2 separate regions of the Homo sapiens genome follow, and region 1 is linked to region 2. Evidence: chromatin contacts called from ENCODE Hi-C data. All regions are on one chromosome and are shown on one strand. Each heading gives the region's core, a stretch centred on a gene start or an enhancer-like site at or near the end of the contact. The rest is flanking DNA. Distances are from core to core; before and after follow the strand shown. Region 1 holds the start of SKOR1-AS1 (SKOR1 antisense RNA 1). Region 2 overlaps MAP2K5 (mitogen-activated protein kinase kinase 5).

What was found. A loop is a pair of places that touch in the nucleus more often than their neighbours do. Pooled maps may share reads with other maps.
Region 1: a loop to region 2 is called in a map with no recorded cell type, with 7 times the contacts of the local background. The contact joins the promoter of SKOR1-AS1 here to the enhancer-like site in region 2. A Hi-C loop is called at or near these places in 2 of 168 maps with a recorded cell type or tissue (heart right ventricle and naive thymus-derived CD4-positive, alpha-beta T cell), 1 of 37 single-sample maps with no recorded cell type and 9 of 50 pooled maps.

What each region holds. Positions count from the first base shown.
Region 1 is chr15:67,835,753-67,840,606 of GRCh38, reverse strand. It overlaps SKOR1-AS1 (SKOR1 antisense RNA 1), which reads left to right and starts at 1,728. Exons shown (of 3, transcript NR_120345.1): 1 at 1,728-1,897; 2 at 3,174-3,517; 3 at 4,826-4,854. RNU6-1 (RNA, U6 small nuclear 1) reads left to right here and starts at 562; the gene lies at 562-668. RefSeq lists enhancers at 167-216, 1-624, 3,248-3,778.
Region 2 is chr15:67,758,711-67,763,229 of GRCh38, reverse strand. All of the region lies in intron 19 of MAP2K5 (mitogen-activated protein kinase kinase 5), which reads right to left. Among named protein-coding and RNA genes, the nearest start is that of SKOR1, 65 kb to the left of the region's middle. RefSeq lists enhancers at 1-13, 84-143 and a silencer at 294-373. Within about 2 kb of position 1,634, at least 2 of the 41 ENCODE cell types and tissues checked have a DNase peak (open chromatin) inside an H3K27ac peak, as active enhancers do.

The sequences.
Region 1 (4,854 bases), core at 479-2,978, 77 kb before region 2:
GGCCCCAGGCCTCGCTAGGGTCACGTCTCTCGGGTCCCCGCGCAGGGAAGGGTCCAACCAGCGACTCGCAACCTTTTCGGGGTCCCGAGTCCAACACCCGTGGGAATCCCATGGGCACCATGGCCCCTCGCTCCAAAAATGCTTTCGCGTCGCGCAGACACTGCTCGGTAGTTTCGGGGATCAGCGTTTGAGTAAGAGCCCGCGTCTGAACCCTCCGCGCCGCCCCGGCCCCAGTGGAAAGACGCGCAGGCAAAACGCACCACGTGACGGAGCGTGACCGCGCGCCGAGCGCGCGCCAAGGTCGGGCAGGAAGAGGGCCTATTTCCCATGATTCCTTCATATTTGCATATACGATACAAGGCTGTTAGAGAGATAATTAGAATTAATTTGACTGTAAACACAAAGATATTAGTACAAAATACGTGACGTAGAAAGTAATAATTTCTTGGGTAGTTTGCAGTTTTAAAATTATGTTTTAAAATGGACTATCATATGCTTACCGTAACTTGAAAGTATTTCGATTTCTTGGCTTTATATATCTTGTGGAAAGGACGAAACACCGTGCTCGCTTCGGCAGCACATATACTAAAATTGGAACGATACAGAGAAGATTAGCATGGCCCCTGCGCAAGGATGACACGCAAATTCGTGAAGCGTTCCATATTTTTACATCAGGTTGTTTTTCTGTTTTTACATCAGGTTGTTTTTCTGTTTGGTTTTTTTTTTACACCACGTTTATACGCCGGTGCACGGTTTACCACTGAAAACACCTTTCATCTACAGGTGATATCTTTTAACACAAATAAAATGTAGTAGTCCTAGGAGACGGAATAGAAGGAGGTGGGGCCTAGGCAGATTCATCTCTGCGGTGCATTTTGCCTCTGGCCCTCGGGCCCTAGTTTGCGATCTTTCCCATCTTGCCTCTGCTTCCCTCTGCACAATCCTGAGTATTGCAGTACCTTACACTTAAGGAAATTTCGTCTTGCCAAAGTTGATCCATTTCAGCTCCGAAACATAACAGGAACTAGTGCAACGATAAACGTATGAGGAACTTGCAATAAGAGTGACAGAATCCTTTGAATCAAAAAAAAAAAAAAAGCCACCACTTAATGAGTATCTACCATATGTCAAGGGCTTCACCAATATTTCATTGAAATATTCCAGACCAAATAAATAAATAATAAAAGAAAAAAAGAAAAGGGGGAGGGGGCAGAAAAATAAAATAATGTTTAAAAAATTCCTGACAGCCCCACCCTGTGGGTTTTACTGTTTTACTGTCATCATTTTACACCAATCACTGAGAGGTAAAGCCTGATAAGACTTACAGAGGCACAGACCCTGAAAAGATCGGGACCCAGGTCTCAGGTAATTGAGTTACAAAAACACAGTCCCGAGTGGTAAGACAAAGAGGAAACAAAGTCCAACCACGTTCAGATTTCCTGCGATGACTTAGGCAATGTTTTCTGAAATATCTTTCCAACAGAAAAATGGTGCAACTGCTTTGCTAGTGCTTCAGCATGCACGTGGGCCCTGCGGCCACTGGGACCTCAGTCGATCTGCCGGGAGCGGCCGCACAGCTCCCAGCCTCCAGGCGCGCCGCAGGAGGACTGTTAGGCTCGAAGCCCCGGAGCCACCCAGGGACAGCGGCGGGTACTCTACCAGCGGGCGCTGGGAGCTGCCGGGCAGCATTCCATTCAGGACTCATTCCTTTTCTCTTCAGTGGAAGTGAAATGATCCTTTCCAGGTAACAGCCGAGCATAGGGGACTGCGGGACATCTCCGCCTCTTCCTTGGCTCTGGGCCTTCGATGTAAGGCGTTAGAGGACAATCTTTGTTGGCTGGATTTCTGTTCTTCCCCTAGAGATATCTGGTTCTTTGGAGGCCACTTGGGCAATTGGGTGAGTAGTTTTAAATGTCTCCCTTGGGATGCCAAATAAGAAAACGACCAATGTCGATGTGGCTCCCTCTCTTTCAGCACAGACAACCCATCAGACTGGAATATTATTAGTCTACGTATGTGGAAGGGGGTGTTATGGGGAGTAAAATAGAATCCAAGAGTGAAGGACTTGGCCCAAAAAGGACTGTTGAGATTGTTCTAAAGAAACTGGTCGGGCGCAGTGGCTCACGCCTGTAATCCTAGTACTTTGGGAGGCTGAGCTGGGAGGATACCGAGGTCAGGGGTTCGAGACCAGTCTGGCCAACAAGGTGAAGCCCTGTCGCTACTTAAAAGAAAAGAAAAGATTAGAACAGAAATTAGGAAAAAGACAGGCAGTTCCTAGCCCCAGAAAATCCAGAGACCTGGCTGACTTCCTTTCCTCTGCACTAACCTGCTGAGGGAACTTGGGCAAGTCTTCGCCTCTTTGGACACATAGAGTCAATGCATTGGCGTTGCAGGATGCCCTTCCAACCTCTGTGCTTCTAGATTCTTATGAATGTGTCTCCAGAAACTCAATAGTCCATGCATTGGCGTTGCAGGATGCCCTTCCAACCTCTGTGCTTGTAGATTCTTATGAATGTGTCTTCAGAAAGCTCAATAGTCCAGGCTTGAAAAAGCACCGGTTTGTCCTCCTTTCTGGGCCCCCTTTCTGGGCCCCTGGAGGAGAGGAGGGTGATGGACTGGGGTACATTTTGGGACTCTAAAAGCATTCCTGGCTTGAGTCTCAGGAAAGTGAATTCAGAGGGAGTTGTAATCTTTGCAAACACCAATACAATAGCACTTCTTGTATGCCAGGAGCTGTTCTCAGTGCTTTACATATATTAACAGAAAACAGTTCTATGAAGTAGGTACTGTTAATCTCCCTATGTTATAGATGAGGAAGCTAAGGCACAGAGAGATTCAACAACTTGCCCAATGTCACTCATCAATGACAGGGCAGCATTGAGACCTCAGTAAATCTGGCTCCAGAGTTTGTGCTCTTAGCCAAGCATCTGAGGATGGAGAGAGGAGATGAGGCTGTTTAGAATTCATGGGAAGAGCATGCAGATCCAGTTCTGCTTTTGTTGGTGTTCTGAATTCAAGGCAGGAGTCACATGTTTGCAACGGATCAAGGCTTTAGAGCAGGGTAGCTACGAATGGGTGGACCTGTGTGCCAGTGACCTGGAAAAGTATGACGGAGTGAAGGAATACCCCCTTTAGGACACAGTTGGAACAGGAACAAAGTTTTCCTTTTCTAGGTTAACAATCACTTACCTGATACCTGCTCCCAAAACGAATCCTATTGATGAAGGATCTTCTTTCTGAGCAGTAAACCTGTGTTTAATTAACCTTATGCAAATGAGCTTAATTGCTTATCAGTGGCTGTTGTCCAGAAGCACCTAGGGATTCCTTCCCTCAGACATTTTCAGCACCTAGATGAACCGCAAAGTTGGAAGCCTTTCATCTACACATGTGTTGTGTGCCTGTGGAGCCCTGGGCCCTGTGTTGAAGATTGCAAGGAAAAGCAAGGTGTGACCCCTGCTGTGGACTTACTTTCAGTCTTAGGGCAACAGACACTTACAACCAAGAATAACAAAGGGAGGTGAGTGCCCTGCTAGCCTCATGAACCGAGTGCCACTAGAACACAGAGTCACCTGTGCTCCAGGAGTTAAGGGGTCTTCTAAGTGGTGCTTTTGCACACAGGTTACCCTGATTTGCAGAGGAAATGGAGATGGGAAGGGACTTACTGCTTTCTCCCGTGGGGGTGAAAAATAAACCCACTTGATGCTGTCTCCAACGGCGGCTCCAACTTTGCTCAGTCTCTCACTCTGGATTTGCCAGAACAGGTGGGGATAGAGATCATCTTCCCACTGCGGATCCCAAGAGGGGCCCCGGCTTCCGTTCACTCTTGTCCCTTACCCCAGACCTGGGACTCCAGAGCCAGACCTCCTGTAGGCACCGCTGGGGACCAGGCCAAACCAAACACTCCAGGAGAACAGCCCACAGGATATTCTGTGTTCAACTGCCTCCTCCAACTTCCAGGCCCCACTTTTTCTCCCTGGGACCCCAGGCACCCTGGTCTGGGCCTTCGGGCGTTGGCTGTAATGCTTAAAATCTGTCGCAAGGTGGCAACATTGTGGCGAGAAATAGACTTTTTTTAAATCCTGGGTTTTTTTTTTCAAAGCATATTTTCCCTATTAATGTTTCATTTAACTTAATTAGAATCTGGTAAACTAATTAAAGTAGCTACGAGCCCCGCAATCAGCAATAATTAGTATAATTATTGATAATTACATCCATACCAATCGTTTGGTTATTAACATTTTTGGGGGGAACAAACCACTTCTGAAGGGACGCGAAGCCCGGGAGGGTTTTTGCGACTGAGCTTTCTGGGTCGGATCCGCCTACGACTCCAGTCCGCAGAGATTCCTGCCCAGATGGGGCGTCCCTTCCGGAGGGCCCCAGCTGCCTAGGAGCTTTTCCACTTTGGGGGGAGTTGGGAAGGAAGGGTGGGAAGGAGCATTTGCCTGGCTCCTCTGTCGAGCCGCAGCCACGGAACTTCCTGCCTGGGTGGTAATGGTGATGCCCATTTTACAGAGAAGAAAAGTGCAGCTTCCAAAGGTGCAATCCGCGGTGGGGAAAGGGGCCGGCAAACTCCCACACCCGCGCTGTCCCGCCCCGTCGCAGTTCCGCGGGCCCTGGCGCGGCCTGGAGACTCCAGTCTCTTCCTCTCTGGACCTCAGTTTCGCCACCGGTCCAGCGGAAAGCGGATCTGGTGGGTCCCATGCATATGAAACGTTCCCGCTCCCTAGAGGGGCCCTGCCCGGAGATGGCCTGTCCGGAGGCGATGCTTCGCCATTTGCCGGCGCCCTCTTCATTGTTATCTCCTTTGTGTCCGCTCTGGTCTTAGCCGTCGGAACATCCTGGGACTCCAAGGCT
Region 2 (4,519 bases), core at 385-2,884:
AGATAGAACTGACCTACTTCTCGGTGTGTTACAAGGGAAAACATCAGGGTGAAAGCGAGGCTTTGAACTTAGGAAGGCTGGCAGATGACATACCAGAGAAGAAAGCCTCTAACTCCGCTCAGCTGCAGAACAGAAAGCCCGCCTTTTACTCATCCTACTCCACATCAAGTCTTGAGCAGAGAAAGTGAAAGATGATTCAATTTCCACACTGGCTCACCCCATGCTCTGGGCTGCCAGGCGTGACAAATTACATGTGTGGGCATTTTGGTGTGACGTTCTGTCCACTGGGTCTGGGCTGACAGTAGCAGCTCATTTAACTTGTCTCAGATGGGCCTGGAACCACGGGGTAAAGGCCTGAATTTTTGCCACTGAAAGGCCCATCCTACCCATAAACCCTTTAATCAAGGAGAACCAGCTGTTAGCCAAGTGAACATCACTACCAGATGGCTTATAAAAAACAAAATATAAACAAACAGGTCTAAAGGAATCTGTCTCTGGGTAACTGAAGTTTGAGATTATAGAGATTTTTTTTCCTATTTTCTTTTTCTCCTAAAAGTGTTTTGGAAGTTCTTCAGTATTGGGATAAAAGAGAATAGAAATGATCTTTGTCATTAATGTCAAAATGGATTCTTCATTTAGTCTGCTTGTTTTTTTTTTTTTTTTTGTCTGTCATTTAAAAGACTTATATTTACTTAGAAATGTTGTAAACATATGGTAAAGAGCTTGGTGTTTTATTACATTTCTTGAAAATAGGTGAGTGGAGAAATGGAAAATAGGTTAATCTTTTAAACTGTATTTATAATTGCTTCCTTTCCAAAGCCAATGAGCATCTTTTTTCTCTTTTTATTTTAGGTCTCTTGTTGGTCATCAGCCATAGTGCACAGCAGTTTTTAGATGTGCCTACATGAACAGTACACACATACTCACACACTAACATCCACATACATCTCCCTTTTCAGTGGCTTAGGCAGAGCAGCAAAAAACATACTTGTCTCATACCGAAGGGATTTCATTTACAAAAGTAAAACCCGTTATTGTCCTCTTTCTCTGCAGCCTCCCAATGCATTTCTACTGCTTTTCATAAAACACTGCTGCAAATAATCAAGCATGACCACTGACATCCACAAGATTGAGTTTTAGGAACCATTAAATGAGCTCACCCTCGTGGGAAGTCTCCTGCTCAGGCTGGTCTAAAGGTAATTATTCAGCAATTCCTACCTGTGCTTTTACCTTGTTCCTATACAGTGTTTGAATTTCATACACTGGTCAGGTCAACTTTTTTCCTCAGGAAAAGTCCAGCTATACATGTTTGATCCAGTACCTAAATTATAATGTTAATATACACACTGGCATTTCAGCTGGTTCTACAGAAGTGCTGATTAAAAGCACTCTTAAAGGTAGATCATAAATTATATTAAAAACAAAACAGAAAAATCTAGGAGAGAAAAAAACCCTTAATAGGTGCCTAAATGAAAAAAAATTGATCTTTTCATAGATAAAGAGTTAAGATTGAAACATCTGAACCACATCCACACACTGTTGAAGTACAGGAACCTGGCAGGTCCGTGTCCTGAAAAACCAACAAGCCATAACACTATCAAGTCAGACTCTGAGAACTCACTGTAAATCCAAAGTCCACATCACCACACTGTATGTCCTCCTGAATGTTCACTCGACTGTTAGTTAAAATAATTACTGCCATTTGCCACCTGCACTGCCAGCTACAGATAAGGGGGGAAACAGAACTACCAGTGGCTGCGTGTATGAGTGTTGGCTTTATTTGCTTACACATTTTTAAACAAATTCAAAGGCTGCTTCAGCTGCAATTCAAAGGCTGAGAATTATACGTGAAACTGTGCTATAGTTGGTTTCATAAAATAGACAGACAGAAGGGAATTTAAAGCTGGTTTAAGGAGACACTACACCAGTTTAAAACTAGTTACTATGAGGGGAACAAAGGGAAAGAGGGAGGGAGGGAAGAAGAGGAAATGAAAAAATAGAACCACATACTGTGAAATGAACAAGTTCAGTTAGAATGTTCATCAGGATTTGGAAAATCATAATGCCATCTGCTACTCTGGACCTCAAAACATCAGGGATCTCGTGGGCCCAGACGCTTCCATTTCCAGGAGGAAGGAAGGAACTTACACTCCCTGGAATGCTGCCTCCATTCTGGAATGGAGGCAACACCCCAGCCGACCAGTTTGGAATCTCTTTTGAGAACATTTGTACTGCTCACATACACATTTTCCCTGGTTTAGAGAAAATTAACAGCCGGCAAAACGATTACAGCAACTCGGCAGTGAAGCAGAGCAGTGCCCCCAGCCCAAGCTGCTGGGTAACTGACCCTGGCATCCAACTTGGGCTCAGGGTGTGTAGGTCCCATCATGGTGGATTAAATGAGCATTGTCCTATGGCTGGGTAAGACTTCACAATACAGCAACACATGTTAAATGACAGCAGCCAAAACTGGCCCCACCAGGCAACTGCCCATTCACAGACCGCTATTCACAGGCCTCCACCACCAAGAAATTAATTCATTAATAATACATCAGGCTTCATGGACAATTCAAAGGAAATAACACAAAGCTACTTGTTCAATGACTGCCTAAAGATGCAGAATTTTTCCTGGTTAAAAAATCCCCACAAATCTAATTGACTTACTAAATCAAAATTATGGGGATGTTTATGTTAATATTTTGGTTAGTAAAAAAGAAGAAATGGATAAGGTCTATTGGCTGAATTCACTCAGTGCCACTTGGAAATAATAAAAATATAGATTTTTTTCAGCAATAGTTAATAAAATCTAATTTTATATAATTGTGTGTTTAAAAAAACTTTTTTTTACTTCAAGTGACTTTGTACATCCTTCAGACTATGAGGAAAAAATTTTCTTATAACTTGTTTCTTCTGTAACATTTTGTATTCACTTCTTTCTTACTCCTCCCTTCTGACAACTCATAAATATGAATTAAATATAATTATAAGTGAACAGAACATTAACTTTTGGATTACTGCTGTGTTTTGGTAGAATGTTAATGTCATTTCTAAAGAAACAGTTATTACCAATAGAAAAAGTAATTACTAAAGGAATCCTGGCCTTAATGCTAACCTATTTTCAATTTTCAAACCAGCCAAACTGAATTAATTTAAACACACTGGACTTTTCAAAGAAGGTATTAGATTTCTAAAGATTGCCTTACATAAAAGAGGAATATCAGTTTTCAGGATCTCAACTATATATTCCCAACACTTTGAAACACAGGTCTAGTTGACAATATCGCCGAAAGGACAGGACCATTGTGTGCATATGCTTGTATTAACTTACTGAGTTTCTAATGCCTCAGTCATTAACTAATACAAGCTGCATGCACCATGAAATCCCACATCACAAAAACCTGTTTGTGGGAGTGGTTGGAGTTAATCACTATAGTCAGACACTGTGGGTCTGCAGGTCCTGTCTCCCTTTAACCACCCGCAGTTATGTGCTGTGACAGGAACAGGCCATCCTTGGGATGCTGGGAATAGGAGTGGGATGGTGTTCCTTTTACTTCTTGCTAACTTCAGAAGCCAGAGTCATGGTAAAGTCTCTAAGGTAAAAGATGAGTGGATATTATTTCCTCTGAAGTTGGTTAATCCCATTTTTTCTTTTCTTTTCTTTTTTTTTTTTGAGACACAGTCTCGCTCTGTCATCCAGGCTAGAGTGCAGTAGCGTGATCTTGGCTCACCGGAACCTCCACCTCCCAGGTTCAAGAGATCCTCCCACCTCAGCCTCCTGAGTAGCTGGGACTACAGGCACGTGCCACCATGCTTGGCTAATTTTTGTTTTTTTTTGTAGAGATCGGGTCTCACCATGTTGCCAGGTCTGGTCTCGAACTCCTGAGCTCAAGTGATCTGCCTTCCTTGGTCTCCCAAAATGCTAGGATTACAGGCATGAGCCACCGTGCCTGGCCTAACCCCGCTTTTGAATTTCTGGGAGGTATTATTAGGCAATCATTCTTGCCATCAGCATCCCCCACCCCCCAGCACCGGCTATTTTCATACCCCAGTGGCTTCTCAGGCACCCTGCCTAGGAGTGAGTGATTCTACATGAATGAATTTTTTAAGATAACACATTTAAGAGCCAAACTTATTGTATTTCAATAGAAATCTTTCTAAAAGGATTCGCGCTCCTCCATGCCAAATTAAACAGAGTACACAGAATAGAATTCAATTAACTGAAAGATGTGCGGTCATTCATATAGACAGCAAAACTGAACTGAGTTGCAAAACACGTATGCCCTTTGAGCATGTCTGCAATGCTAAGTTGTCTTCTTTCACAGCTGTATAAAAAACCTCTTCCTTTGATGCCAAAATGTTCAGTGGTCACTTTGTACTTTCTTCAAATCAGTGATAGTATAATGTAAGGAACCTTACCCTTTGATTGTCACTCAGTTTCCTTGTCTGTAAAATAGAGTGTTGTGGGGAAAGAATGTGACAGGAAACACTGTGTAAACCACAAAGGTTAAGGCTTAGACTT